2 separate regions of the Mus musculus genome follow, and region 1 is linked to region 2. A link is a loop called in an ENCODE intact Hi-C map of the cell type or tissue named here. Cell type or tissue: left cerebral cortex. All regions are shown on one strand. Links, peaks and the distances in the headings refer to the core of each region. The heading gives the core; the rest is flanking DNA.

Evidence for each region. Peaks named below come from ENCODE experiments on the same cell type or tissue, not always from the same donor. Only the 100,000 strongest peaks of a DNase experiment are listed, where the experiment ranks them.
Region 1: a loop joins it to region 2, with 1.9 times the contacts of the local background. A loop is called at or near these places in 2 of 42 quality-filtered maps.

What each region holds. Positions count from the first base shown.
Region 1 is chr4:107,123,184-107,138,378 of GRCm38, forward strand. Tceanc2 (transcription elongation factor A (SII) N-terminal and central domain containing 2) reads right to left here. Exons shown (of 5, transcript NM_025617.2): 5 at 10,979-15,195. Among named protein-coding and RNA genes, the nearest start is that of Cdcp2, 34 kb to the left of the region's middle. In left cerebral cortex, for the core only: no CTCF peak of the experiment used is centred there; a DNase peak (open chromatin) is centred at 7,527.
Region 2 is chr4:107,058,116-107,073,310 of GRCm38, forward strand. It overlaps Mrpl37 (mitochondrial ribosomal protein L37), which reads right to left and starts at 8,751. Exons shown (of 7, transcript NM_025500.2): 1 at 8,335-8,751; 2 at 6,472-6,655; 3 at 6,270-6,385; 4 at 3,768-3,953; 5 at 2,368-2,525. The coding sequence starts at 8,680. Cyb5rl (cytochrome b5 reductase-like) reads left to right here and starts at 8,879. Exons shown (of 7, transcript NM_001346552.2): 1 at 8,879-8,930; 2 at 10,497-10,708; 3 at 12,755-12,903. The coding sequence starts at 10,508. In left cerebral cortex, for the core only: no CTCF peak of the experiment used is centred there; a DNase peak (open chromatin) is centred at 8,802; H3K4me3 peaks cover 1,798 bases; H3K27ac peaks cover 935 bases.

The sequences.
Region 1 (15,195 bases), core at 4,498-12,497, 65 kb after region 2:
ACTGGCCAGGAAGAACGACGCTGCTACAGGATCCTTCTGCACACATTTATTCAGTCCTGTTTCTTCTTGTTTATATCTCCCTTGTTTATATCTCCCCTGTTTATATCTCCCCTGTTTATATCTCCCCCGAACCCTGGGCCTCTCACTCCTTTTATACTCTCTCTCATCCACGAACCGCAGGCCACGCCACCTCACCAGGCACGCAGCTTCAGCTAATCAGGGCAGCAGGGGCAAATCTCCACCAAATTGGATTCACCTGTATCCTGGTACACCTGCGCAGCACTCAAGATGTTTGTGTCTTATATGAGGAAGTCAGGTGCAAGTCATATGACTTAGCTGCAGTCCCTGGCGCCTTTGGGACTGCCGCCACACCCGCTCCCCACAGTTGTGAGTCACCCAACACGGGTGGCTGGGAACCGAACTCAGGCCTGGTGTAAGAGCAGTCAGTGCTCACTCCTAAACTACTGAGCCATCTCTCTGGGCCCCGGTGTCACTTCTATGTTGTCACATCACTGAAAAGCCAGAAGTCAAACCATTGTTTGACTATCCGTATCCCATGGTATGCAGAAGGCAAACTGCTCATCCATTCGTGATAAACATTTGGGCTGCGCAGGCTCCCTGAGGACGCCTCCTGTGTCTCTGCAGTGGTGCTTTATTGTTCAGAGTATAAGGTCCTTCATCAAGGGGCGTGGCGGGTGATGGAGAGGTGGAAAGCCGGAACAAGAAAGAAGCCTTGAGCTGTGCTGAGGAACCTGGGTCTGGATGATGAGCCAATCACCTGGGAGCCAGTGCAGAAGCTGGAGGCTGAGAGCTAGCGGGGGTGCCATCCTGCTGGCCCAGGTGACTCTCCGAGGGTGGCTCAGGGATAGCAATAAGTCTGACTCCCTCTCCTGCACCCCAGTATAAATCTGGGGCAGACAAGGAAGCATGACTCAAAATGCCAGTCACTGTCCAGAATGACAAAACAGTAGTGTGATCCCAAGAGCTGTTACAGAGAACGCCACGGTGTGAGAGCTTGCTAGAAAGCTTTCGAGCCTGGGTCTGGCTCAGTGGCCTCGCCTGAGTTCTTCCTTTCAGGCATTTATGGAGCAGCCAGCTCTTCGGAGAGAGGGTGTGTCCTCCTTACTGCCCTTCACAGGTCCAGCCTCCTATTTGCTGCTGTGACCAGGAGCCTGTGGGTATGTAGAGGGAAAGCTCCCACCTCAGAAAGTGCTGACGAGAAGCCCACCCCCTTCCCCCACACCCGTGTTAGGTGCCTCTGGGAAGTGGGTAGGTGAAGAAAGGATTGCTCGAAGCTTCCAGCTGCTCTGCCAGAGTTGTTAGAACTCCAAAATAATTTTCTTTCTCTCTCCTAAGCTGAGATTTTTTTTTTCATAAGTCCCAGATGCACCAGATGGGAGGAGGAGACATGGGAGGGAAGCTGTGAGACTCTGGAGAGATGTGAAATCCAGGGCTGGCCCTGCAGCCAGACAGCTTGAAGGAGAGTCTGGGAGACATGAGAGAAAATCCAATCCCACCTGGTCTGGGACTCACACCCGAGCGAGCCTGAGACAGAACTCCCCACGGGCTTTGCAGAGCACGGAGTGCTGGTCTCACCCTCAGAGCTTCTGATTTAGTGGGTCTCTGGTGAAAACCAAAGGTCCTCTTTGCTGTACCAAGTGATGCCTTTGACACAGGAGAGACCCACTGGTTCTGTTGCTTCCCCCTGGAGCCTGAGTATCCTTGGCTTTGGAGAGAAGCTCATAGGTTCTGCCCTGGAGATGATAAACTTCGAGGCTCAGATGAACAAGCCAAGACATAAGGAACTTCTGATAGCCAGCTGGACTCCCTGCTTGCCAGGAAAGGAAATCCCACCAGAAGTGGCACTGACCAAGGTCACATGGTTAATGTGAAGGTAACATTAGGCAGATCCCAAGCAATCTCTGCCTTTCTCTCTACTCCTTCAGTCCATAGAGATTCTTCTCGTATCTCATCTTTCAGGTGTCAGGAAAACGTGTTGGGGTTAAAGGCTGGCAGTTCCTGCTCCATCCTTTAGGGCGTGCCATTTCTCAGCATTCTGATCTAACATCTTCCATGTGCCAACCCTGCCATTCTCCCTGGAGACTTTCTATGGCTCTCAGAGCCCTGTGCACACAGGAAAGATACCGGGGAGCTGGCATCTATCCTCCTGCAGTAGGCCCTAGGCAATGACTGGTGGATGCATGGCCTGACTTCCTCACCATCTGGCAGGGACAGCTTTGAGGTGTGTTCTGTGCTATGACCCAGAATTCCTCTGTGAGGCTGAGCCCGACTGGTCATGCAGAAACTGTCTGGAGGGTATTCCCTTTGCTGGTCTCTCGCGTCCATAACGAGCCTAGTCACTTCTCATATAAGCCACTTGTTTCAAAGCCTCATGCCATGTTGTATTAACTGGGGACAGTGATGGCTGTGTGCACCAAGCACCTATTATCTGCCAGGTGATGTGTCCATGTGACCTTGTTCGATCACCTTCCCAGTGGTCATCATCACCTCAATGTCACTGTCACATAGGATGTCCAGATTCAGAGAGGGGAGGTGACTTGACTGAGCGGTCACTGATAAGCATTTGTCACAACAGGGAGGCTCCACTCTCTGTGTCTCCCTAGGACTTAAGAGTCAAGGCACCCAACCTAGTTCCTGTGGCTCCTGGAGAAGAGGACGTGGTTTGGGATCCCGGGAGATGCCCATGGTTTTCCTGTGGCAGCCAATGGAGGCAGCAGCATGCACCACCCTCCAGCCTTGTTGACTGACGATCCAGTAAGGATAACTTAACATCTACAATAGCAGGGCCATTTTGAGGCTCTCCTGGAGACTCAGGAGACCTCTGAGGAGAGAAAGTTCCTACCTAGGAGCAGCAACAGGATTCCATTTTGCAGTCACAGATGGCCGAAGCTGCAACTTCGTGTTTCGGGCTGTGCCAAAACATTGCTAGTGTGTTAGGGGGACAGAGCACAGTCTTTGTCGGCAGAAGCACGGGATTTTACTTTCCACTTCAGTCTCAAAGCATGGTCCGAAGCAGACATTCTTGCCGTATAAAGAAGCCTGTGTTGGTAATATTGAAGTCATAATTCATGGGCAGTTCAGCAGTTACCCTCGATGGCACCAAGTCCCACATTTCTGGGCAGAAGCTCTAAAAGTGCCCCTCCACTCCCCTGTTTGACCTCAGTTTCCTCAAATGTGACAAGGGAGTCGGCCAAACACAGAGTCATAGCCCTGTGACCTTGTTCTCTCTGGGGGTCCCAGGTTTGACAGGACCTGTGGCTTTCCCTTGGGTCTACTTGGCAAATCCTGGCAGGTCCCTGCCCCAGAGTACAGATCTGTAATTGAGCCTTCAGGACCGTGGTGACAGGCTCAGCTGTAAATCCCAGTTGGAAAGCCGCTGGAGAGATAGATTATCCAGGCTCTTCCTGAGATTGGGGACAGCCTGTGTCGGGAACTCACGTGGGGAGCTGACAAAGGCGTTCCCTGGGGTTGAGACACTCAGTGGAGGGCTCCGATCGACAATGCTTGTCAATACAGAGATGGCATGAGGTCAGCCTGCCGGGCCCAATGCAGATGCTGGCTGGAGGCGGGCATCACTGAATGAAAGTTTTGCCTATTGCACTCTGGGCTCTGGCTTAGTGTCCTCCAGTCATGGCTTTCCTTCCAGAAGGTGTTCTTAGGAGAGGGCTGAGAGAGAATCTCTATAGACAGGTTAAGAGCGAAGATGGTGGAGCTGGGCGTGGTGGTGTGCCTGTAATCCGGGCACTTGGAATTGGCAGGATGACGACGAGACGACTTTGACATAAAGGCTTTCAGGTTTGCCTGGGCTTTTTTTTTTTTTTTTTGCAGGCTGGTGTGTGGTGGGAGGGACAGACGTGAACAGATGGGAGGGGAGCATGGGGCCAGCTGCTTTCCTAAGGGCTGAGTGATTTACTCTGGGCATTAAAAACAATTTGACACAGCCGGGCTTTGCTACGAACCACAGGCCTTGCTTGCTTCACTCAATGGGCCCCGAACCTGTTGAGTTAGGCAGAATGATGTCCCTCCACGCTCACAGACACCATGACCCCCAAGAATCCTGGGGAGGGAAGGAGAGGGGAGGGAAGAGCCACAGAGCTGCTGTCTCCACACTGGGCTGCACCACTCTGTTCACTCTGGTCTCCTGTGGGCAGCCATGGGAATAAAGGGAAAACACAGGGGCGTTAGGGCCCAGCAGACAGGGTCTGTGTCTCAGCACCTTGTGGTCTCAGGGAAACAACTTCCTGTCTAGTTTCTGCCTTTGTAATACAACATACGTCAAAGGACTTTGAAAGGATTAACTGAGATACTGTAACTCTGACTCTGCAGTGTATACAAAAAGCTCCTTGTGTCTGGGTTGGGGACACAAGAGTGCAGAGACGGGAAGGAGGGAAAGACTGGGAGGGGGATAAGGGGGAGGGAGGGAGGGAAATCGTATCTTTTTGTAGTCTTTAAGACATGTAAGGAGTTTTTTTGGTTTATGTTTATTTTTGTTTTTGTTGAGACAGGGTTTCTCTGTGTAGCCCTGGCTGTCCTGGAACTCACTCTGTAGAGCAGGCTGGCCTCGAATTTACAAAAATCTGCCTGCCTCTGCCTCTTGAGGGCTGGGAATTAAAGGCTGACTGTAGGGAGTTCTTTATTCTGATAAATTAGTAAAATTGCAGAAACCAAGATAAGGTATAATAAGTTCTTCCTAACACTTGACCAGGACAGAAGTTTAGCCTTTTTTTTTTTTTTTTTTTTTTAAATACATTGTATAAACTGTTCAGAGCTGTGTCTTCTGTGGAAGGGACTCTTCAGAAAAGCTGACTGCTGCTCCTGACAGCTGGAGAGAGCACAGAGGACTCGGGCCAGCTCCACTTTGCTCCTAATGACTGGGATAAGCAGCCAGACCAAGCTGGCTTTGCAGAAGATGAAGGCTGCCCAAGGGTGCGAAGGGTGCTACAGTCAGTCCCATAGCCAGCCTTCTCTGCAGCCTCCTGCTGGGTCACCTTGGGCAAGTCACTCTGTTTGGAGCCATCAGTTTTTCTTGTCTCAAACAAGGATAATGCCCCTTGTTTTGCTGGGCTTTGGCCTGGTGCGGGACAGATGGACAGAGAGTTAGTGAGGCCAATCAGGAGGTCAAGGTGCAACCCTTCCCAGTCGGCCCTATGCTGTCTCTGCAGCCGCACCTAAGCCGAGAGCTGGACTAACCAGTTGTCAGAGGGCTGTGGGCTGTGGCAGAGGACAAAAGCTGAGTGTAACTAAAGGAGCTTTGCCTTATCCACTTGCCCCAGGGTGCTTATGCTAATCCCATTCCCACCAAAGCCACACGGACTAACGAAGCTGCTTCCACTCCCGGCTCCACGCCATCTGTCAGCAGACCGGCTGGCTCCTCCAGGACAGCCTGGGTCTGAAACCTTGTGAGCCACCTGGAGGCGGGCTGGGCCACCAGGGTTTCACGGGGACTTCATTCATTGCAGTGGGCTCTGCTGAGCCACACGGGGCTGAGTCACTGGTGATCTGGGGAAGAGAGAGAGATGCTCAAGGTTTCTTCTCTCTCTCTCTCTCTCTCTCTCTCTCTCTCTCTCTCTCTCTCTCTTACACACACACACACACACACACACACACACCACACACCCATACAATAAGGACAAATAACTTTCTCTGGGGAGTTCAGTGGCATTACGCGTCCTAGGACAGAAAATGAAGCCAGGGCTGAGGAAGGCTATGGACTGGGCCCAGCCTGGCTTCCTAATCCACACATTCGCTGCAGATGTGCGGCACCCTGATCTGTACAAGAGTCTGCTGTAACACAGAAGAGATTCAGACAGTTCCCACCTGGGAGAGCTTCACACTGGGGCGGAAGAGCAGGCAAAGGCTTGGGGTGCTGCCAGCACTGTCATCAGCCCCTGGTCTATTACTAGGAGTTTTCTTTCTTTTTTGTTTTTGTTTTGGTTTTGTTTTGTTTTGTTTTCGAGACAGGGTTTCTCTGTATAGCCCTGGCTGTCCTGGAACTCACTTTGTAGACCAGGCTGGCCTCGAACTCAGAAATCTGCCTGCCTCTGCCTCCCGAGTGCTGGGACTAAAGGTGTGCGCCACCACGCCCGGCTCAACTGTCTAATTTTTGACACAAGACTCCCACTGAACCTTCAGCTCATTGATTCAGCTACACTGGCTGCCTAGTGAGCCCTTGGGGTCCCCCTCCCCCGATTCCCCAGTGTCGAGATTAGAAGGACAGGGCTTTAAAAACAAAACAAACCAACCAAACAAACAAACAAGCCTAGGGATGCCAGGATCTGAACTAATGCCCTTATGCTTGTGTGGCAAGCACTTGACTAGTGACCGAACCATCCCCCCTCACTGTTGACTTAAGTGACAGAATAGATTTCCCTGGAGACTGGGTCTGTGATCGAGGTGTTGGCAGGGCCTCCTGAGGCCTCTCTCTGCTTTGCACACAGCCATGTCCTTGCTGTGGTTTCCACAAGGTCTCTGTGCAGTTTGCATCCCCGGGCCTCTTTCTGTAACAGCAGCGTCATACTGGAGCAGCGCATTTGTGTAAGGCCTCAGTCCGCCCTGATCACCCCTTCCCAGGACTTTTTCAAACGTGGTCAATTCTGAAGCACAGAGAGGTGGGACTAACATGTAACTTTAGGGGGACACTATCCGTTTACAGACATGTGGTAAGACAGTGGGCAGACGGTGAGAGGTCCGAGAAGGGCACTGAGTAGGGCAGTGGGCCTTTGGTCCAGCCACTGGAGAAAAGGGTGAGGAAGAGGAGGAGAGCTAACTCCCCCTGGAATGCCCCCTGGAATGCCCCCCGGAATGCCCAGGAATGAGGAAGGGATACTTGCTGGGGTTGAGATGGGAAACAAATGTAGACTGTGTTCATAGGATGTTCTCGAGGGCTTGCAGCTCAGAGGCCACTTTCCAGCATAAATAAAGAAGACAGCCATTAAGGATGTAAGCTCTCTTTCAGGCGATGAGATGCCCAGACATTTAGAAATGCATAAATACCAGCCCCTTCTGTACCCTAGACCAGTAGTTCTTCTGCACGTTGTCATGACCCCTAACCATAAAATTATTTTGTTGCTGCTTCAGAACTGTAATTTTGCTAGTTATAAATCATAATGTAAATATCTGATATACAGGATATCGGATGCTCGACCTCCGGAAGAGGTCACAACCCACAGGTTCAGAACCGCTGCTCTAGAACGTTTCATCAAGTTGCCTCTCCAGTTAGGGAATCGAGGCCTGAGAGTTGGGCTTGTCTGAGGTCGCTGGGTAAGTAACAGAGTGCCTGTGAGCAGTCTTCTCAAGGGGCGTCACAGGAGCTGGGGAGAAGCCTGCGCACAGCTTAGCCTGCATGGTCACTGAAGAGTATGGGCTACATGAGCTAGTGAGCTTAGCTCCGCTGTGAAAAACAAGTAGACTGGATCACAGCCCGATGTGCAGAACAACTAGGACTCCATGATGATTCGACTAGATACCGTGGGGGAGGGGCAGGTCTTCCTCAGAGGAGACTCAGGCGTGAGAAGCAGCTGCGGGGGCGCTCCAGGATGTGGGTTGCGCCCACCTCTGTTCCCTGGCTCGGGAAAGCAATGTGGCTTTAGGGACTTGCCCCTAAGTCAGAGAGGGAAACAGTCCCCAGGGAACTCTCCTCAGACAGAGAGGCTCCCACCAGCAGGGATGCTGTGTGCTTGCTCCTGGTGGGCTGGGACTTCATTGTGCTGCTATTCTTGCCCTCAATGATCCCAGCCTAGCAAGGAGCAAATTCTCATACAAACCAGACTGAGGGGCCGTCTGCAAAGCACCCAGCTAATGTTGCCAAAGCCTGGAAAGGCTGTGGGGACAAGAAAAGATGGAAACTGCCCCAGAGCAAAGACGGCTGCCGAGGCACGAAGACTGAGTGCAGAGGACCCTGGTCCAAATCCTGGATTAGAGAGGGAACATTAACAACCATAGTAATGCACCAATAGTGGCCTCGTCATCGTCATCGTCATCGTGACAAATGTCCTACCTGGAGGATACTGACTGAGATGCTCAGTGGGAGAACGTGTTTACCACCAAGCCCCATGATCTGAGGTGACCCCTCAGATTCACTTGGTGGGAGGAGAGATCTGACTACTGAAAGTTGCCCTTTGGGTTGGTGAGATGGCTCAGTGGGTCAGAGCACTGACTGCTCTTCCAAAGGTCCTGAGTTCAAATCCCAGCAACCATATGGTGGTTCACTAACATGAGATCTGACGCCCTCTTCTGGTGTGTCTACAGTGTACTTACATGTAATAATAAATAAATCTTTAAAAAAAAGTTGTCTTCTGACCTACACACACACACACACAAATTTCATTCATTCATTTGTATATTTATTCATTTATTGTGTGCATTGGTGTTTACCTGCATATATCTGCGTGAGCGTGCCAGACCCCCTGGGACTGGAATTACAGTTTTGAGCTGCCAATGTGGGTGCTGGGAATTGAACCAGGGTCTTATGAAGAGCAGGTTAGCTCTTTTAATCGCTGAGCCAACTTTCCAGCTCATGGTTTGTTTGTGTTTGTTTGTTTGTTTGTTTGTTTGTTTTGAGACAGGGTTTCTCTGTATAGCCCTGGCTGTCCTGGAACTCACTTTGTAGACCAGGCTGGCCTCGAACTCAAAAATCCGCCTGCCTCTGCCTCCTAAGTGCTGGGATTAAAGGCGTGCACCACCACCGCCTGGCCAGCTCATGTTTTTTTAATATTAACTTTTTTTTTTTTTTTCCGAGACAGGGTTTCTCTGTTTAGCCCTGGCTGTCCTAAAATTTGCTTTGTAGACAGACTGGCCTCAAACTCACAGGGATTCATGTGCCTCCGACTCTCAAGTACTGGGATTAAAGACATGTACCCACCACCACCCAAGTATATTCTTTCTAGGGAGTTGTTTGTACACAGGGATAAATATTTCCTAGAGCAAGGGTTAGCAGAGTAAGGCCTATCCCCAAATGCAGCCCAGCTCTTGTTTCTGTAAATAAGGCTGTTAGACACAGCTACATACATTTATGCATTCTCTATGGCTGCCTTGGTACCTTAGCAGCAGAGGAGAAACAGAGCGTAAAAGATTTACTACTAGTCCCCTAAATTTTTTTCCGACCCCTTTTCTAGAGTTGCTACTAGGTCCGGTTCTCTGAGAGTGGACTCAGACAGCAGCACACAGGAAGTTCCAGGGGTTGCTCTCAGAATTCAGGAGGGGCTGCCGTTGGGCCTCAGTCAGTCCTGTGACTCGTGCCTCAGGGTCCTCTGCAAGCACTTCAGGTCTGCATGACTTACACGGGGGTGTGAGCTACAGATTATCAGCCCTGAAGTTATCAGAGCCCGTAACCTCGAATCCTGCTCAGGCCATGGCCTCTTAACATTTTAGGACTTATTTTTATCCCCCCCACTCTCCCCTCTCTTCCCTCCTCCCTCTCCCCCCGCCCCCCAGTACATGTCTGTGTGTTTGTGTGTCTGTGTGAATCCGTGCCATGTGTGTGCTGGTGCTCACTGAGGTCCAGAGAGGATGTTGAATCCCCTGGGGCTGAGTTAACAGGTGTCTTGAGGTATCTGATATAAGTGCTGGGACTAGAACTCTGGTCCTCTGGAAGAGCAGCGAATGTTCTTATCAGCTGAGCCATCTCTCAGGCCCCTGCCTACTTTATTAACTGGGGAAGGTGTATCAAGAGGCCAATTCAATCAACTGGGTACCAAAGATGTCGCTTCCTTCCTGCTGTCTGAGCTTTGCATCAGGGCCAAGTGTAATTGACATCTTTGGCATATAGTAATATAGGAAACCGGATGGTCTGTGCTCAGGTGATCTGTCTCCACCAGAATTCTTGACCAGTTGGAAGATGTTTTTTGTTTTGTTTTGAGAGATCTACATAGCCCCGACTGTCCTAGAACCACTATGTAGACCAGGCTGGGCTCCAACTCCGAGAGATCTGTCTGCTCTGCCTGCTGAGTGCTGGGATTGAAGGCGTGTGCCAGCACCGTTGGTCATCCTTGGCGGTAAATGGAGTGGTCTTGCTTTGGATCCCCAGGGGCTACATTGTAGCTTTCCTGTGGGGTCTTGTATACCCTGTAGGTCATTTTTTTACTCTGCCAACCATCTCAGATAACACAGGTTCTACCAGCTCAGAAGGCGCACTCAGCACGGCAGCTTGCAATAGAGTCTGCACCTGCTTGTAAGCCCTTTTCTGTTCTGGACCCTATAATACCTGGTAGCTTTGTGTCAGCCAAACCTGGCGAGGCTTACTGGCCTGGGATTATTTTCTTAATACTAGGAGTATTAAGTACCGGTGGCTGTCAAGACCCTGAATCCTCACAGAGTTCCCTATTCTCTGCAGTGCGTGCTTCCGATATACCAGTGTTTTGCTTATCTGACCCAGTTAGCTGAGGTCTTGCATCTACTGGGTCAGCATGTTGTCTAGGTGGAACAGGTCATTGCAAACTTGTATTATGAGAGGGCTGAGGGCAGGCTGGTAAATGTATACCGATAAACGCATACTGATAAACGTTGACTGTGGGGTGAACTGTTTGTCTTCCTTTCCACAGCCCAGTGGCTACATACCTGGTACCCGAAAACATGCTGATGTGCACATCTGGCCCAGATACAGATGCAGATGCTGACAGAACTACCATTAAGTTTTGCTGTTGTTGTCTGGGATTCCTCTGCTTTGGCAGCAGCTAGAGCTGTGGCTTAGAGATGAGGTGACCTCCAGGCCTCCAGCCCTTAAGCCTCTAAGGATGGCATCCATCAGTGTTCACTGGCAGGGCTGAGCATCTGCTAGAAGTTTTGTTGGCTGGGCCACGTGAGATGGTCCAGCAGGTAGAGGTGCTTGCTGCCTAGTCTGACACCCTGAGATCCACCCGTAGCGTTGGTAGGACAGAATCGCCTCCCCTAGGTCGTCCTCTGACCTCCACCCGCACATTGTGGCATGCATTTCCCAATAAATAGATATAAAAATATTTTTGTTGGCTATTTTATTGCCTTTTCTTTGAATTCCCATAAATCACAATCAAATGCCTTTAAAAGAAATGGTCTGTTTAGGACCAGAGAGACGGCTGAGTATGGTAAAGGCAGTTGCCTCCGAGCTCAACGGCCTGTTTAATCACTGGTACCTACACAGTAGAAGGAGGGAACCGACTCTTGCAAGTTGTCCTCTGGCCTCCACACGTAAACCACAGCATGCACCACCCACACTCCAAATCTGAGTGATTTAAACAACTTTTAAAAGGACATCAGTTTATCATCTTTCTTTATCAGACGGTGAACTTGAGGCTAGAGTCGGTTGTATTTATCCCATGACCTCTGTACCTAGCACATAAGAATTCAGCACCAAATGAATGATTCTGACAAGATAGGAAAACAGCATTGCTTTGGACATCATGGTCCTGTTGGACCTGGAGACCAATCTAGCCTATAGATAATCCTGACAGCAACTATATCGTTTGGGGGGAATTTAAAAGGAAACACCATGTCAAGCTAGCTCTCCTCTGAAGCTTGTGTCCCCTGTTCCCTGTGTCCCCTGCACCAGTGGCAGCTCCCCAGCCTTGTTTCCCTGCATAGGCTGATGCTTTCTGATCGCAGTAATGAGCGGTAACAACTGGACCCTCGTCCCACGTGGGTGGAAACACATTGCCTATCTCAGGGTGAAGCTCGGAGGCCTGAGGCGGCCAGGGAAGAAAACCAAGGTTGACAGCTCCCAGTTTAAGAACCTGATATTCTATAAATGAAAAAAGACCAGCTGCCTGTCCCATCACCATTGAATGCGGTAAGTGAGTTATCTAAGCCTTCTGTTATTTATCAAACCCGGAACTCCTAATGATATCTGTTTGGGCAACTCTAAACTTCATTTGTCAAAAAAAAAAAAAAAAAAAAAAAAGTCTTCAATTTGCTGAATCTGAAGTTGGTGAGGTTTTTTTTTTTTTTTTTTTTTTTTTCCCCCTCTCTAGGCCCTAAATTGTAGAGTGTTTTTCAAAGGTTGTTTCTCTTTATCTATTTCCAGAAGAACCATTTTATCTTGACTGCCTCCCTTAAAACCTTCTCTGGTCACCTATACCTGAGGGCCAATTGGCTAACGCATTCAGGACTCCTGAGACATGTTTTTGCACACACCTCTCCTCTGTCCCTGCACTATATCCAGTGATCCACTGCGCAGAGCGGGGCTTCCTCACGCTGCCGAGACCCCTGGCCATGCTTCCAGCCTTGCTGTGGAGATGAACCTTCTGGGACCCTTTCCTCCTCTGAGTAGCTATTCACTCGCTTCCCCACCTCCTCAACATGTAAAACAAATGTCTACAGTAAACACCCGACAGGCCACATTGTAATTATTTACTTACCGGTCCTCCCTGGACTAAGAGCCCCTCAAGTGGAAATTCTATCTCGTTCGTTACTATCCCTAGTGCCACTCTAGTCCTTGGCATACAGAAGACACACAACATTTATTTGTTGACTGAATGAATGAAAATAAGGAGACTTAGTCCCTACCCAAAGGACCAGGACTTAAGACTTCAATTTAAGCACTGGAAAAGGATCAATAAGCTCTGGAGTGGATTCTAATGGTATGGTTCCTCTAGCAACTGAACACATGTATTAGACAGAGAACACCCAGCCTTACAGGAGCAACCCTTTCATTTCTAACCATCTGGAGCCTGCAAGTACTTCTCAGCAGGAGGGCAGGCAACCAGACCAGAGCTGGCTGCAGCTTCCTCCTTTCCATGGGCTCACAGCAGCTCCAGTAGCACCCGTGGAAATTCTGTTCATGCATCAAGGAGAAAACGGCCACCAAGAACGCAGCTGCTTTCCTTATCGCCAAGACATCTTACCCTCCAGCTGACACCGATGACATCTTTTGGGTAGCAAGCAATTTGTTCTTAACTCACTCTGGACCCCTAAGTTAGGAGAACTCCTGGGTCGCTTATGAAGAAGGCCTTCTCTTCCCCCTCTCTCCTTCCCCTCGTCTCCTCCCTAGAGCCAGGTATCACCAACTTGACCAATCCAAATGCTTTAGAAACTGCCTGTTGCAGGATATTTGATCACACTGTGAGATTGCTATTTGCTGAAAAAACAGAAACAAAACCAAAAACCTGTTTCTAGTTGTGATGTGGCTCAGCCCTTAGCACACACCATTAATCCCAAACAATGAAGGCTGGAGTTAGTTTGTAGAAGGAAGCATGTATGTTTGAAAGTGGCATCTAATTGAGTGATAAAATGATGAATCAGAGAAAGGTTTGACAGAATAGGATCTGCCCAACTCTCATAAGAAGAGAGAGGAAAGGGAGGCTACTTAAGAGAGCAGTACAGAGAGAGAGAGGTGGAGGAGGGAGGGGGAGGGAGAGAGGAGACAGTCTGGGAGAGTTTTACAGAGACAGGTTGCAGAAAGAACAAGCTAGACACAGGAGAAGACAGAATGAGGCAGAGAATGAGAAGGAGCCAGAAGATTAGAACAGATGCTAAAGTTAGTATGAGGCCAAGCAGAGCAATTCAGGAGAGGCCGTGAGAAAAGTCAGATTGAACCAGTTAGCATGGAGAGGAGTTTGACCCCGAACAGCTAAGTTGAATCAGCCAGCCAAGTCTCAGAACAAGAAAGGGTGAGCTTATTCAGCAGTAAGTCTCAGAAGCGAAAACATTTTAGGCCTAGATTAGATTGTCAGAGGCTAGAAGTGTCCAGGACAGGTGTAGATTAGCAGACAGAGGCAGTAAGCCTCAGAGAGGACAATTACAACAGGAACATGAAAGTCACACTTCACACTTGCCCGACATGCTGTCTCCCGGACAGCTAGACCTGTCACTTGTCCCTCTACTTCTGCGGCTTTCCACAGTTTGCCTTCTCTGCTGAGTAAGCACCTCAACCATGCAGGTATCCCTTCCTCCAGGAAGCATCCCTGATTTAATTAGACCCGCTCCTCTTTTCTCACTGCGGGTTGCTCAATTATACAGTCAACAGCTATGGACACCTAACTGGCACCGGGCTCTGTTCCTGGTACTGGAGACTCAGAAGGGAGGAAAACTCAAACACTACTTCCAGGAACTGGAAGCTCTCCAAGTGGGGAGAAAGAGTAGAGACACAAAGCAGCAAATAAGATTTAACTTAAAAGCCTCCCAGCATTTAAGGGGCTGAGGCAGGGGCAGCTCAAGTTTCAGGCCTGTGTGGGCTGCGTGGCAAGACCACCTCACAACAGTCATGCGAAATAACTGCGAAGAGTGGTCAGCGAAGACAGGGAAATAAGGCAAAGGCTCTTTGTTCTGCGGCACTGGGGATCTAACAAACTCAGGGCCTCGTGTAAGCGAGGCAAGCGCTCTCCTGTGAGCTATGTTCTCAGACCTAGACCAGGTTAAAGTGCTACAGAATATTTGTAAGGAAGAGAAACTGTACTTATGGTTATCTGCGGGGCAATGGACCGACCGTGCCAGGAAATTTGATAAGGTTGTGTGGATTCGGAAGCCCGGCACCTCATACCAGAGGACAGTAAGTGCTTCACCTGTTCCCCTGTCATGTGACCACGACACCCCATGGAGAGGATTGGTCATGTAGGTGCAGCATCCCAAGTCCTTCCACGTGCAGATGAGGCATCCCTAACATCTCAGACCAAGCCAATAGAAAGCATCTGCTGTCAGACCCTTAATCCACCCCAAAATGTATATTACATAAGACCCTACCCAGAAGGCATAACACAGCGGTGTAAGAATTACTCCAAGGGTCTTCTGAGAGCTGCTGTCATACAAGAGCTGCTGTAACACTTCCTGCTGGAAGCTTCCCGGGCCCACTGTGGTCACTTCCCACTCAGTGGTCCCTGACAAGGTCCCCACTCCCTGCGCCCGCCCTCCCCGACCCCATGTGGTTGAGCTTCTGCTCCCTGCATGAGCAACAGTGGCCCTCCCTTCTCGAGCCAGCAACCTGCCCCCTCTCCCCCTCCCCCCCACCCTGGGGTAGCAAAAGCAACACTCCTGGACAGATCCAGCTAGGCAGGAGAAATGAGCAGGGGTGAAGAACTACAAGCCCCCTATCACTCATCTCAGACCAGGGAACACTTGCAATGCAGACAGCATCCTCCCTGACCCTTCCATCCTTGCTTTGCAAACAATCCCTTTCCCTTTCCTTCCCACATTCTCTCCCTCTCTCTGCTTCCACACACCAGTTTACAGTCTTCCTCCAGCCTTGCTATCTTTTTCAGGTTCTGTGTATGT
Region 2 (15,195 bases), core at 4,614-12,613:
GGGTACTTCTGAAAGCCCTACTGCCTGCTCTGCAGTCAACCGAGTTTCACTTGCTTACTGCAACTTACAGTGGGCCGTTCCTGGGGGATGTCCTCCCGGCACGTCACGGCCAGGGCCTGTCTGATCTCATGGTAACAGTAATGACACAACAGTTACGAGAGCTCACCCAAATGCCCAGGTCCCCTGCCTGACCTTACTCACCGCTCTCATAAATACAAGTATATGCCTGCTTCTCAAAGAAGCTGAGGTTTGGAGAGGTTTGTTCAAGGGGTGGCCTGAGGCATGAGGAAGTCAGGCAATCCCACTGTTCCAGTCTGCACGTGGTAGCCCAGCATACCTGACGGGAGAACCTCTTCTCTTCTGTTTCTTGTCTGAGCAACCCTATGGCCCGCCTCTGTACACTTCGTACCAATGCAGCCTGCTACTGGCCTAAGAAGCAGAGCATTCATACTGCAAAAATGCTGATCTTAGCCCCTCCAGGGTTCACCTGACTTTAGGACTAGCTAATGGAAGTCCCAAGTGTGGGCCACACCAGGGCTGCTGGTCTTATAAATACCTGTTCTTAGCTGCATAAGAGATAAATAAAAAGTGAAGTACATCTAAGTGTTAGCCGAGATTCCATATTGACTCTTCTATCTCCCTCTACAGATCAATAAAACTGCAGGTAGTACATACATTTCTCAGCAATTTTACCTTTTACATGGGGGCTCTTCCCATAACTGCGCAACTGCACAGCCCCAGGACCGATTTGTACCTGGAGACGGTGGGGAGGCTGTTTCTCCTATCTATCTGGGTAGCAATTAGTCAGCACTGCTGGGCAGGCCCTTCTGGCAACAGCTGGCAGACTGCACTGAGCCTGTGGGCTGGGACGTGGGAAGTGGTTGCTTCCTTCCTCCGCCTAAACTGAGGGCAGCACATCCTTTTGAAGCCATAGGAATCACAGATCAATCTCTGCTTTCTTACTCATGAGCCGTGGGCTCATGGGTGATTTACCTAAGGTTACAGAGTTCAGGAAGTATATAGGAGAAAGAGCCAGTTGCCCACCACCCCTCCCACATCAAGATCTAAGAAGGCCACACGAGGAACCACAGCTGCCAACTTTTCTGGTTCTGTTTCTTACCATGATGGGGACTCTGGGGGCTCTCACATGCTGGAAGGGTACTCTACCACTGAACTATACCTCCAACTCACACAGGAGCATAAATCAGCCTCACACTTTAGTGTGGGGTTTCCATACTAAGCTTGCATGAACTTCACTGGAGGGCTTCTTAAAGACTGACTGACTGACTGACTGACTGCCTGCTGAGTCCCACCTCAGAGCCTCTGATTCTGTGGGTCTGGAAAGCCCGTGTCCCTCAAGCTCCCCCATGAGGTCCTGATACCCCTCCAGAACTCTAGTTTAAGAATCACTGACATCAACAGCTTGTTAATATCTGGGATGTGTCAGGTGATCACTATAGGACAGTTAATCTACTCCCCACTCATGCAACCAACGAAACGCAGCCCCGCCAATACCCAGAGCAGGCAGGGTGGGTGCAATCTGAATGCCCTCACTCTCAGGAGTACTTTGGGCCTTAGGTTCTAATTGGGACCTGAGAGAACAGCAGGAGCTCTCAGAAACGTGCCTGTGTTTCCACCCCGGTACCCCAACCAGGCTTTTTCCCCATTTTGAGACAGTTCTCTATGACAACCTCTCACCCTCCAATCTACACCAGCTAGGTCTTGGGACTTCAACTTAATATTAAAGACTACAACCAAGTGGTATCTTGGGTCCCTGAGCTGAGGGTGCTCTGCTTGGGCTATCTGCAAGGCTTCACTTCCTAAGCCTCCCGAGAGTGCTGTGTGCTCCAGTTCTGACCCTGCAGAGCACACTGGCCCTGCAGAGCACACTGGTATATGGCCCTGCAGAGCACACTGGTATATGGCCCTGCAGAGCCCACTGGTATATGGCCCTGCAGAGCCCACTGGTATATGGCCCTGCAGAGCCCACTGGTATATGGCCCTGCAGAGCACACTGGTATGTGGAGCCCAGGCAACCACAGGCTTATGAGTAGGCTGTCCCTTGTTCCTGTCCTTTCCCCATGCTTCCTGCTGGAAAATGCAGGATGAAGTGATTATTCCCTGTCATCCTCTGGCATACTGGAAAGGGGAGATCTAAATGACACCTAGAGAGCCACTGTGTCTGGACAGAGCACCAGCCCCAGGACAGGTCAGCAGGTTGCTACAAGTTAAGCAGAAGTACATATTCCTACAATTCCTTAGTCAAAACCACAGTCAGTTTCCCCATGCCATTCTTCCTGGAAGTAGTCTTTATAGCAGGAGGCCAACTGGAGAGAAAGTAGTTTCATTTCTTCTCCACACACATACCCCATAGAGGAGCCTGGCCTGGGCCAGGGCATTTGCGAAAGCAAACAGGAGCATCTTAGCCCTTAGTTGTTCTGGAAGAAAGCGTTGTGGCCGTAAATTGGCCTTTTCCAGGAAATACAAGGTGTGGGGATGGGGGTAAGGATAGCCCTCCTGGAACCCTGCAAGAGAACAGACAGAAGAGTGAGGAGACATAGAACACAACCAGGCTCACAGATGTCGGGATGGCTACTGAGGAGCTCAGGCAGAAGCCAGAGGTGGCTGGAAAACCCAGAATGCTTTCAATGTTACTATCTGGCTAATCCCAGACGATGCTTGCCAACCTGCAGCAGGTACTTCCTACACACATCCTAACTCCATCCATTTGTGATTATCTAAGCGCACATGACAGTGATACTAAAACATGGAGAGCCATGGCTGCTACGAAGGCAGAAGGCAGTACTCTATCAGGAACAAAGGACTTGGCAACTTCAGACAAGACTGAGTGTTCACTGTCATGTCATGATCCTATTCTGAGTGGCTATGAATAAATCTCTGGTGAGCTGGGAGCTTCTAGAGTAGGTGCCTGGAATGGGTGAGTGTGGTGAGGAAGGAGAAGCCGCTGGGGACATGGGCTCTGAAAATCACAGAAAGGAGAGCCCAGGCTTCCCTGCACACCATGATCCTTGAGGCTGCTCCACTCAGAAGCCTGTGTGCACTGAGCTCTAGACAGGAAGTGAGGGGAGCGCAAGTGGAGGCCATAGCTGCCTGTGAGGTGCTCACAATGTAGAGGGGAAGATCAATCACATCCAAGCAGAGATGCGGCAAGGCAGTGTGACTCAGGGACCGACCGTGAGAAGATAAAGGAAAAGGCCCTGATTGATACTGAAGTCTGTCATTTCTGGGAGGAAGCAATTCCTAACGTGAAGTGCAAATGATTAAGAGTTAGGAAGCAGGCTAGAGAGATGGCTGAGCGGTTAAGAGCACTGGCTGTTCTTCCCGAGGTCCTGAGTTCAAATCCCAGCAACCACATGGTGGCTCACAACCATCTGTAATGGGATCTGATGCCCTCTTCTGGTGTGTCTGAAGACAGCTACAGTGTACTCATATAAATAAAATAAATAAATCTTAAAAAAAAAGAAAGAAAAGAGAGAAAGAAAGGAAGGGAGAGAGAGTGAGACAGAGAGACAGAGAGAGAAAGAAGCTCACCAAGATGCCAAGCCTTCTTTTAAAAAAAAAATTAAAAAAAAAAAAAAGAGGAAGCACAGGCTGCCACACAGATTCTAGAAGGTAATGCATTTGTATTATCAACCCCCAGGGCTGTTAAGTTTATCTTTCTCTAAAAAAAAAAAAAAAAAAAACGGAAGGAATAAAAACATATCCCTTTCTCCACACTGCTTAAAATCCAAAGCTTTGCTCCGTACCTGTGTCATCTTTCACTTCATAAACGTGGCATTCTTGAAGATCGATGGTAGGAGATATGGGATAGAAGGTTTCAAGAACATGACTTCTGGTAGCTTCAACCTCCTCCCTGGAGGCAATGACGGGCAGGGGATCCTTGGCACTCAGTATGGTACTACTAGTACCTCGGACCTGAAGGAGAAGAGACTCTAAAATAGGGAAAAAGAGATTAGTCTAACTGGGTCTTTGTACAGCTCTCAGAGTAAGAAGCCTTCACTACACACAAACCTTGAGTCCAGTCTGTTATAGGTTCTCTGGGTGACCAACCTGGTCACAGAGCACACACATGGCATTGGGACAATAATTCTGAGCCCCCAAGAGATGAGGAACTATCATATTCTTTTCTTGGGGTGCTCTTCTGATAAATCTCAAGGCTCCTGACTCCTGGGCATCTTTCATCTTCCATCAACTCCAAGCCAGGGATCCAAAAATAAGCCAGAATTAACCTTTCCTCTCGAGGAGCCCTTTAGGCAGCAAGTGTTGCTATGGGAAGCACAAGCCATATTCAGACACAGCCCTCTGCGAAGCCCGGAGCGCCTCCTGAAGGAAGCAACTCCTTAAGCCTGGGCAGTTGAAGCACCTAGGAGGCAGAGGCAAGCAGATCTCAGCGAGTTCAAGGCCCGTCAGGCTGCACAGTGAGAGTGCTACAAAACAACCGCCAAGGGTATCTGAAGTAGGAGCAGGTGGACCAGCTCACTCTCCATCACCGGGCTGGACTGTACATGTACGTGTTCAGCAGCAGCCTGGCCTCTGGCCACTAGAAAGTCCACCTCCATCCTCACTCGTGCCATCTGGGTCCATGATCAAAGCTGGCTTCAGACACTGCCAAACGCCTCACTGTTTCTGGTGAGGGCAGGAGCCTGCCAGGCACTGAAAATGAAGACTAGCACGCAAGAGCATGGAGGCACAAACCAGGGTGAGCTGAACATGCCACAGAGAGCAAGAGGCAGAGAAGGAGACGTGCCGTGAGCAGGGGCAGAGGAGATTCTTCAAACCCAGGCAAAGACCCAAACTCTTCTTAACAACGGAGCGAGAAAAGCCAGGCGGATCACAGAGCCTGGGGGAAGTTGGATTAACATGTATTCTACAGGTGGTCAGAGGAACACACACAGCTAACTAATCACTGAATTGTGGATATGTGAGTATGTGGAAATGTCACCTGTACTGTTCCCATGGGGAAGCCACATGCCACTACCAGACGAAATGTGTTTGGAGAGACTGTTGTCAGCACCCTGAGTGGCTCTGAGTGGCAACTGCCCTCTGCAGGTGCCTGGGTTTCAGAAAGAGTCAAAGCTCGGTGTAAAGGTGATAGATTAGGGCTGTTGTAAGATTAGAAAATGGTTTGGTCGATGGCATGTCATTTAATTAGCATGCAGTCTCCCAAGATATGTAAAAAAAATGAATGTTACATCTGCAGACAGATAAATTCTGCAGTAATTGCACCTCAAGATTAGTTTCCTAAGGCACTTCCTGTTTCCTTACACAAATGCCTGGACCTCTCCTAACCTTGGGTTTTAGATTCTCCCCACAGATCACTGTAGTGTGGTTTCTAATTCAATTCCCTCCACATCTCTCCTCCAGTGACAGTGCAAAATGGGGCAGTTTAATTAGAGGTAATACTTGACAATGGGCCAACAAGTACTCTCCATTAATGAGGTGCACTAATTTCCTTAGCGGTGCCATTACCTCTGCCAGGCTGACTGCTTGCCAGAAGTCCATATGCAGAGGGGGAGATGAGAAAACCGACTAAACTGATATCCCAAGTCCCACATATTCCACCGCGGGGTTCCCTGCTCCCTAATTCTATCAGTTAGACTCCTGGACTGACACTGCTGTCTGAAACGCCAGCAGGCACTGCCAAGCACACAGCATGTGCAGATAGGAAAGCTAGATACCAAAAAGCTCTACGGGACAAACTTAGTGATCTGGGGAGGGGGTTGGCAGAACAGGTGACACAGCTAGGGCTAGGTGGAGGCCACAGCACAGAGGGCCTGTTGTCCCATGACAAGTGACAGTGCTGGGTGATTTGCTCTGTGCATACGTGGCCCTGGAGGGTGCAGGAGTAGGAAAGGGAAGCAAAGCTACAGATTTGGTGAGGGAGAGACCAGTGTGCCCCACCATGTCCCCGGCTGTGGCATTTACACACTCCCGCATGCTCTGGGGACTCAACAGACACAGTCAGCCATCACTGGTGGAATAAAGTCTTAGAAGCAGGTAAAAACAGAAACGAGAAAGTTGGGCCTGGTGGTGCAGACTGGAGGATCACAAGTCTGAGGCCAGCCTGTGCTATGCAGTGAAGGGTATTTCTGAAGGAAGGGTGCTTCTGAACCCAAAGAGCATGTAGCAGGATGAGAGGGATGGGACCTGGTGGTGGGGCTGACAGTAAGAGAGATTAAGACACACAAATAAAAAAGCAACAACAACAAAAAGCCCAGCAAGGCCTTCTGGTATATAGGGTGACCTACCGCGGTTCCAGGTGGTGGCTAAGGTGCAGTTTTGGGCAGAGGTCCGCCTGGCTAGAGAAGGGTGCTTGAGAATCTGGGATTTACACAGCTGTATGAGGCTGTCCACAATGAGTGGGCTTGGAGGAAAGAAGAGATATTTGGAGACTTAAAGCAACATATAACTCCCAACACTCCTCAGTTATCTTATCTGGAGGAAACTTACCAGTAAGTCTCTCTCTTGGGGATGTCCTCAGTGGAGTGCCAAAGCCGGGCATGGGAGATGATATCCAAAACACGCTGTTCTTGGTTCTCTATGTGATTAGCTGGATCATCAACAAGACTAAGCACTTTCTTGGGGAGGCCTTCTATTAACTTGGTCTTAGTAAGCCAGAGAGCCTGCTTCATCCCTGTGGGACAACCAAAAGAAGAGAGAGAGAGAGAGAGGAGAGGGGAGGGGAGGGCTCAGGAAGAGATGTTTATGCCTGTCAGGGAGCACCAGAGAAAAGGCTGCCTCAAGGGACTCTGGTTTTGTTTTTGAGATATCTGAAAACCGAAACTTCCAGGTGGTAAGAGCAGAATACGGGGAATGAGTGCTTAAAAACAGGAGGAGTTCAAACCATGCTCAAGACAGCTGAGTTCCCTGCTGACTCCCCACAGAGAAATCAAAGCTGTGAGACTAGTTCAGTGGATACCAGCCCTTCAAATAAAATCCCAGCTCTGTGATGTTTTTCTGCTAGCAATCTCAAGCCATGTTTTATGGCTCTCTAGCACCTAACAAAATATAAAGTATTTAGAGCTGCCATTTACTGAATGTCACCTCCTGTGCCATGAACTTACCTACAAGTTAGATGGGATTCTGACATGAAGGGGGAAACTTGGACAGACTGAGTTTGCTTCAAGTTGCCTATCTTTAAGGTAATACAGGTAAGAGGAGAACCTGAGACTGTCTACCATAAAGTCCACAGTCTCTCTATAACCCCAGTCTGCTTCTCAGGGCCATATCTCACAAGGGTTTATTGGGATTTTATAAGACCTCTCTGTACATTGAGAAAGTGTAGGATAGAAAATACATTTTCAGACTGGTTCAATGAATGCAATCTTAACTTCTGATCTTTTTTCCTAAAGCACGGTTTCTCTGTGTAGCCCTGGCTATCCTGGAACTCACTCAGTAGACCAGGCTGACTTGAACTCACAGAGATCTTCCTGCTTCTGCCTCCTGAGGGCTGGGATTAAAGGCATGCACCACCATCTCCAGGTGCAATCCTAACTTCTGAAACACATCCATCCACTAGGCATTCGTTGTCAGGGTAATGCAAAGGGGTCGTGTCTGTGAGATCCTTCACAGCACCTCCTGAGTTCACAGAAAATGGTTAATGGCCAAAAATATCAGCTTGCAGGCATAGAAGTGGGCCTTTTAGGAGGCTGGCCTATGGCTATCGATTTTTCCAAACTTATGACTGATTCTCTTAATTTGGCTCCAAACCTTGTTGGGTCTCTGTATTTCCTAGTTATCCTTTGGAATCTCTGCTCCCACAGACTTCAGTTGTTTTTGGTTTTAGGATCTTCCCTATCCTCATCCTGATCCTGAGAGGGTTCAACTCTGGAAAACAGTTCCTGACACTCCTCTTAAGAAACAGAATGACTTTGAGACATTGATGTATCTCCCCCGCCTCCCCACAGGGTTTCTCTGTGTAGCCCTGACTGTCTTCGAACTCATTCACTCTGTAGATTAGGCTGGCCTCCAACTCAGGAAAAGGCTCAAGACATTCTGACCTGTTATTAAGTGGGTAGACTTTTGGGTGCAAATCCTTTCTTTGAAAACATATCCCAGGCCTATTTTAACAAAAGACACCCCCAGAAAAGGAGCGTTGTAGACCTGCTTTATTATCACCTCTCCACGCATGGAGACAAATCCCCTCCTCTCTGCACACATTCTCCATTGCTCCCTTTCACAAACACCTTGATCTGACAACTCTTGGAAGCCGGGTGTTACTCTATTCTACTTCCAGAGGAAGAAACTTCCCCAGGCTCGGGGTCACTGCTGAGCCTGGGACAGCGTCTCCTCCCGTTTGTCCTGAGACCTCACCCTCCAGGAGTCGGCAACGCTGGTGGAAGATGTAGCAGGGTTCTTCCTTGTACAGAGTCTGTTCGTGGATCGGGGCGGCACGGTGGAAGCGTGGGTCATTCCAGCCGCGCTCCCACGGCGGGAAGATCGGCCTCGCCAGCCACGGGACGAAGTGCTTCTTGCCCTCGTAGGTAATGGGCTCCAGACCGGGGATCTCGTACACCCTGTCCAGGGGGCGAGGCTCGGGCTTCCGCGTGGAGCGCACGCCCCACTCATACGCCCCACGTTTCGGAGTCCCGTAACCTCCGAGGCCGAGCCTTCCAGAGCCAGCGAGTGCCCGCAGAGCGGGCCCGGACGCCAAGGCCATACCGACTCCGTTTCTACAAAACCTCTACCTGGACGCCGCCATCTTTGCCCGTGCAGGGACTGCTGGGAGCCAAAGGGGCGGAGCGCAATGACGGGTTTTTGCGAATGACAGACACTTCACCCAATCACAATTAGAATATGCTTGCTTTGTCCCCGCCCCTCAGGCAGTTCCCATCCTTATTGGTGGAACCTGGAAGGTGCTCTTTGCTTGGGGTTTCTGAAGTGCCACACGTGAAGAAACTTGCTGGTAGGTAGGTGAGCGCGGTGGTGGAGCTCGCGGCCGGCGCGGAGGAGCGTAGGGACCTCAGATCTGTACTTTGCACGCCTTTGACCCTTAGGCATTTAGAACGTGAGAGGGCCCGGTCTCCTCGCTGTAAAATTAGGAGTTAAAATGCCTTAGCGGGTCCGACGCCTCATGAGTTCTGGAACTGCCATCCTTTCCGCCCTTCTCAGCGTTGCCCACACTTTCCTGGCTGCGGCTTCCCAGAGCCTGCGAGTGGCCCGGGTACCTCTTTCTATGCCAGCTTGGCGGCCGACTGCTGGCACTGCGGCTCGCCCGGCGCCGAACGCGAGTTACTTTTGCTCTGCTGCTGCTAAGTTTTCCGATTCCCGGAGGCGGGTCCAGTGCACTGGCTTCTGGCAGGCTCGCTGCGGGGGTCAGAGTGAGGACTGTGCTAAGTAAGCATCGGGTGGGCATAGGTTGAGGGACCACCGAGTGAGTACATGAGTGCACGACGTGAACGGTGGCAACACACACATGCTTCCTGTCCCTTAGGTCTTTTCTCTTGTTTGACCACTGTCAGAGTTGCATTGTTTAGTGACCGGCCCGTGAACTCTCCCTGGCTTCTAGAGCAGTTGCGTGACACACACTTTAGGTTAACAAATGAATACATAGTAGAACAAATAAGGTGCTTGGTAATGACAAGGGGAACACTTGAGAAGGTCTCTGAGAGGAGATGACCTTTCAGCCAAGGCCTGAAGAGTAGGGATAAGCATCCAGGGCGAGGCTGCAACAGGGATTGTGCCTCCCAGATGGGAAGGAACTTCATCTTTAAAATTGTGCATGAAGTGGCCACCTTGTCTACCAGTTTCCAAAACGACTGAGACAATAGGACTATTTAACCCCCATGAATGCAAAAGAGGCAGAGGACAATATGACTAACACTCAGACTACCCAGCAGTTTACAGTTAAAGCATTTTCATTTGTCTTAGTACATCTCCTTCCCAAATGCTAAGAGTAATTGCCATAAAGAGAGGCACCATTCACTCAGTTATCTGATGCACAGTACAGATGGAGTGACTGGATGAGTATAACACCGTGCTAGGTCTTAACAAGGACAGGGACCGTGTCCTGTGCCTTCTGCCTTACAACACCAAATCCTGTACCCAGCTCCCGGACTATAGAGGGAACGAACACTCACCAGGCCATGGGAGCTTCCTGTATGCCAGGTGTTTGGCAGAATACAGAAAGAGTGAGACACCAACTTCATTCTCACTGGTGGCCCAGCCTCAGAAACACACCAAAGTCAAAGAGCTCCTGCACAGTAGGAGAGGCCTTCTGAATCCAAATTCCCCGCCTCTGCTTAGATTTACACACACACAAAACCCCAATAGTTATAAGCAGTAAGCATGCCCCCAAATGACAGCAGATCCTCTGGTTAAGCCATCCCTGTCCCTATAGCCTGGTGGGCCTTGGGGAGAGTGTGAGAGAGAGAACAGAGTACAACCCCCACATCTTCTTTCTCCCAGGCGGACAGCAAAGAGAGGCCTGGCTTATTCACTTGTGTCCTCCCCCCTCCCACCCCCTATTGCCCAAGCCCCACTGACAATGGCTGAGACGGAGGAGGAGGAGGATTCTGAGGCTTGGCTGCGGTTGAAGCCTGTGGAGCCCTTGCCCTCCCAGTGCTGCGGCAGTGGCTGCTCGCCCTGTGTTTTTGACCTCTACTACCGAGACCTGGAAAGATGGGAAACAGCCCGAGCCAGAAATGACAGGAGCCTGCTGAGTGGGAAGCAACCACCTGAGAGCCAGGTGAGGAGTCCAGAGTGGCCATATCTATCTGGCCCTGCCCCGCCCTGCCCTGCTCAGTGCCCCTGCTATGGGAAGCCTTCCCTGACTAGTCAGTGGTGAGAAAGAAGTCCTTATAATGGAAGCAAATAGATCCAAGGACCTGAAATCAGCCTGTTAGCTATGTGGATATAGTCTAAGTCCCTTAACCTTGTGCCTTTATTTTGCCATCTATAAAATGGACCAAGTTATTTGTAATGTTTAACGCCAAACCTAATGATTATTTCACTCAACAGATATCCATTGAATACCTGTTATACACCAGGCCCTATAAGCCAATGAGGATTTGTGAGTGAGCAAGGCATAGTCCTTGCCCTCAAAAGAGCACACTAACTTGGTACGATACAGACAGGTAAATAGGGCGTGTTGCTGTTACTCTGGAGCCCAATGGCTTTCTCTTCCCTTTCTAAGCCTTCGTTCATTTTACAGTAGTTCTGTTCAGTATGTAGTGGCTCTGTAATCACCTGTGGTAACAGAAAATTACGCGGTATTACAAAATTTGGTAAGTCTTACAAAACAGCTCTTTTTTTCTCTCTCTCTCTCTTTGGATTTTCAAGATAGGATTTCTCTGTATAGCCCCGGCTATCTTGGAACTCCCCTCTGTAGGCTGGCCTCAAACTTAGAAATCCACCTGCCTCTGCCTTCTGAGTGCTGGGATTAAAGGTGTGCGACACCGCCACGCAAAACAGCATATTTCAATCTAATAATTTTATCTTTTAAATTGTAATGAAGTAATAATAATTTACTAATTTCCCTAGTAATTTACATTTTGGAAATGCATACACAAAATTGGGTGTGGTGGCGTACTCTTTTAATCCCAGCACTTAGAAGCTAGAGGCCGGAGAATCAAAGACTCAAAGCCAACCTTGGCCAACTAGGAGTGAGGTCAGTCTGAGCTACATGAGACCCTGTCTCAGAGGCAGGGGGTGAGGAGACAACAGGCAAGCAGGCAAGCTGGGTGGTAGCCGTGGTATTCAGAGAAGGCTTCCCATAGAAGACACAGGGAGGGCTTGGGATGTTAGGGGCAATGAGCATGAATTTGAGTCCCTGCTCACGGTTGACTGTTAGATTTCCACTAGGGACTTCTCAGGCCATGCTCACCTGCTGCAGCCTTTCTCTCTCTACCCTCACAGCTTCTGTGATGGCTGTCAGGTGTCAGGCAGGCTCCATACTGTGACTGTCTGTGACTCTAATTCTCACATCCCCAAAGGAAGTTTACTGAGGATCCTAATCAGGGCTACATATTATGGACGCAGGTTAACTGAGGGATGGACCTTTCTCCCTTCTCCTGCCTCCTGGGAATCAGACAACCTGACTGCCACTGGGTATCATGGCCTACTCATCAGCTACAAGACCTGAGACCTCCCTTTTCTCTCTGAAGCCTGTAAGAGGAACCCCCACTTAGCTTCATGAGCCTGAGCCTTCTTTGGAACTCCCGCCATAATATCTGCCTCTGCTGTTAATAACTCTGTTCTCAGAAGGACAGTCTACCCCAGCATTCCTCCTGAAATCCAAAACCTGAGACGTTTCAGGCCTCAGCGTCCCCATATGTGATACAAGGATGTTAGACTGGATCGTCTCTAAGGCGCCCTCAGTTTTTCAACTCTCTAGCTCTGGAACTGACTAGATCTGAAGGATGAGCAGGTGTTTTGTACAGGGGATACACTATGAACAATAAAGACCTTGAGGTAGGTGTGCAATGACAGGTGGCTTTGGGAGGGGGAATGAAAGCCTAAGGTCTGGTCTCTGGCAAATAAAATGAAGCTTGTAGTTGTCTGCTGCACCCTCGAATGTAGGCTAAGGAGCCTGGGCTTGGTCCTACAGTTGTGGGGAGCTACAGAAAGCTTACAAGAAGAGTAAACTCCATGTACTATGTATGCTGTAGATCAAGAGGAAGCCAGGGCCAACTCTCTGTCACATCAGGAGATGACGCTCATCGAAATCAGGGAAAGGAGCTAGGAGTGTGTTCCTTGGGTCTGACTCTTGAGGTCAAATCTTTTCCTCTTATAGAGCTGTTCTGCCAAGCTGAGTCCAGAGACTTTCCTGGCCTTCCACATCAGCACCATGGAGAAGGTCACCAAGGACACCTATCTTGTCCGGTTTACACTACCCGGGAACAGTCGGCTCGGCCTGCGTCCTGGACAGCACCTCATCCTACGGTACATGCAGGTAGTGGGAGGACCGATGTCTGCCGCCCTGCTTTGCCATTGACCAGCTGAGTAGCTGGGGGGCTTACTTGGCCTTTCTTAAGCCCTTGTTTGCCTGCTTCAGGGTGGACACAGCAGCATAAGATTCAGGGCCCTGGGTGTGGAGCTCAGTGATGTTTTTTGTGATATATAATGACACCAGCACTTTGATAGCACTTACTAGCCAAGGCATAGTTCTGTCTATTCACATTCATGAACTCATTTAACCTTCACAAAGTCCCCAGAGGACGCTAAAGTTAGAGAGTTTCAGGAACTTGCTAATACAGGAAATATTGGATCAGGATTTGAAAGCAAGCAGTCTGTCTCTGGAGCCATTGTAATTAGCATCTGATGATAGAAAGGACACTAAGAGTAAAGAACTCGAACATATAAAAGGTAGAGGCAAGAGAATTAGAAGTTTAGGGTCAGGCTGCAGAGATGGCTCAGTGGTTAAGCACACTGACTGCTCTTCCAGAGGTTCGGAGTTCAACTCCAGCAACCACATCGTGGCTTACATCCATCTGTAATGGGATCTGATGCCCTCTTCTGGTGTGTCTGAAGACAACGACAGTGTACTCACATAAAATAAATAAATCTTTAAAAAACAAACAAACAAAAAAAAAGTTTAGGGTCAGCCTTGACTATATCTCAAGTTTGAGGCTATTCTGGGCTCTATATCTTATCTCAAAAACAGAAATGATATAATAAAAGAGGAAACAAGCAAGCAAACAGAAAAGTTTCCCCGTCTCACACAGCCACCAAGACACGGGATCCAGATTGCAGCCTAGACAGCCTGGCTGCTGAAGTACACTAGTGTCCTTTCCTCTGCGCTTCCTTCTGACCTGTGTGTCCCCAGCATGAACATCCCCACCTGTCCTGGGAGAGCATCTTTCAGGCAGGCAGGGGTGCGTATGTGAGGCTCTCCAGAGAGATGAGTACTGCAGACATGGATCTGAACGATACCACACACCCAGACAGCATTCAGGAGCATAGTCATATGTGGGAAGGAAAATGGGCATAGGGCTGAACCCTAAGACACCTGGAGCTTATGGGGTTGGCAAGAAGAAAAGAAACCAACCAACAAAACAAAACACAAAACCCACAAGGCGTGGCCTGAAGACGAGGCAGGAGGGGACTGGAAAGAGCTTACTGCTGGTCAGACTGACCGCTTGCTTTCAGGTGCTCTGGCCTGTGACCTGGCTGGTAATCCTTGAAGTTAGCCATTCCAGCTGTCAGGAGCAGCCACAATGCAGGTTATAATGCTCTGCAGCTCTCCACCCATAAATTGGAGTTACCAGTACGCCCCACCTGTAGGCTGACTCCCCACCATCCTCTCTACCACCCAGTGACATTCCTGATACACGTGACCGTGTCACTCAGTAAGACAGATTCTGGTGCTCCTCGTTGCATCAGTACCTGACTCCAGCAGACTTCTGAGTTCACAGATGAGCATGCTCACGCTCTCTGAGACACAGCAGGCTTTCCCTGCTTCAGTAAGTGGTGTCACGCTCTCTGCTTCTGAGTCATGTTTGTTCCACTCTTGCTTTCTGCATGTACTTCATAAGCATTTCCTACATTCTGTCTAGGGCCTCTGCATGCGATGCATGTGGACAGGGCCTTTCAGTCTTCGTAGACACACTTCGTAGAGCAGACTGTTGTACTCACAATAAAACCAGAGAGTGGAGTTCTCAGTGTGCCTGCGAAGCTGTCAGGATTTTTGTTATTGTTTGGGTGTCGGGTTTTGAGTTTGTCTTTTATTGTGGTTTGTTTGTTTTTACACGGTCTTTATGTACTTCAGGCCAGCTTCAAACTCATGTTTTTCTGCCTCAGCCTCCCAAGTGCTGGGACTACGGGGTGCACCACCATGAGTAACTGCCTGAGATACTTTGGGGAGCAGAACTAAACTTGGATTTGGAGCCATGGGCCAGATGCTTGCTATGCAAGGGCTTTCCTTGTCTACACACTGCAGTCTGCATTTACAACAAGATGGTTTTTTGTTGTTGTTTTTTTTTACTTTTTATTTTTATGTATATGTATGTGTGTTGAGGGTATGTATGTGCACTGTGTGTGCAGTGTTCATGGAGGTCAAAAGGTGTCAGATTCCCTGAAACTAGAATTACAGGCAGTTGTGAGCCACTCAGTATGGGTGCTGAGAACCAAACCAAGATCCTCTGCAAGAGCTATGCGTGCTCTTAAGCTCTGAGCTATTTCTGTAGCCCTGGGTTGTTATTTCAAGTGAAATTATGTATGTAATATGCCTGATAC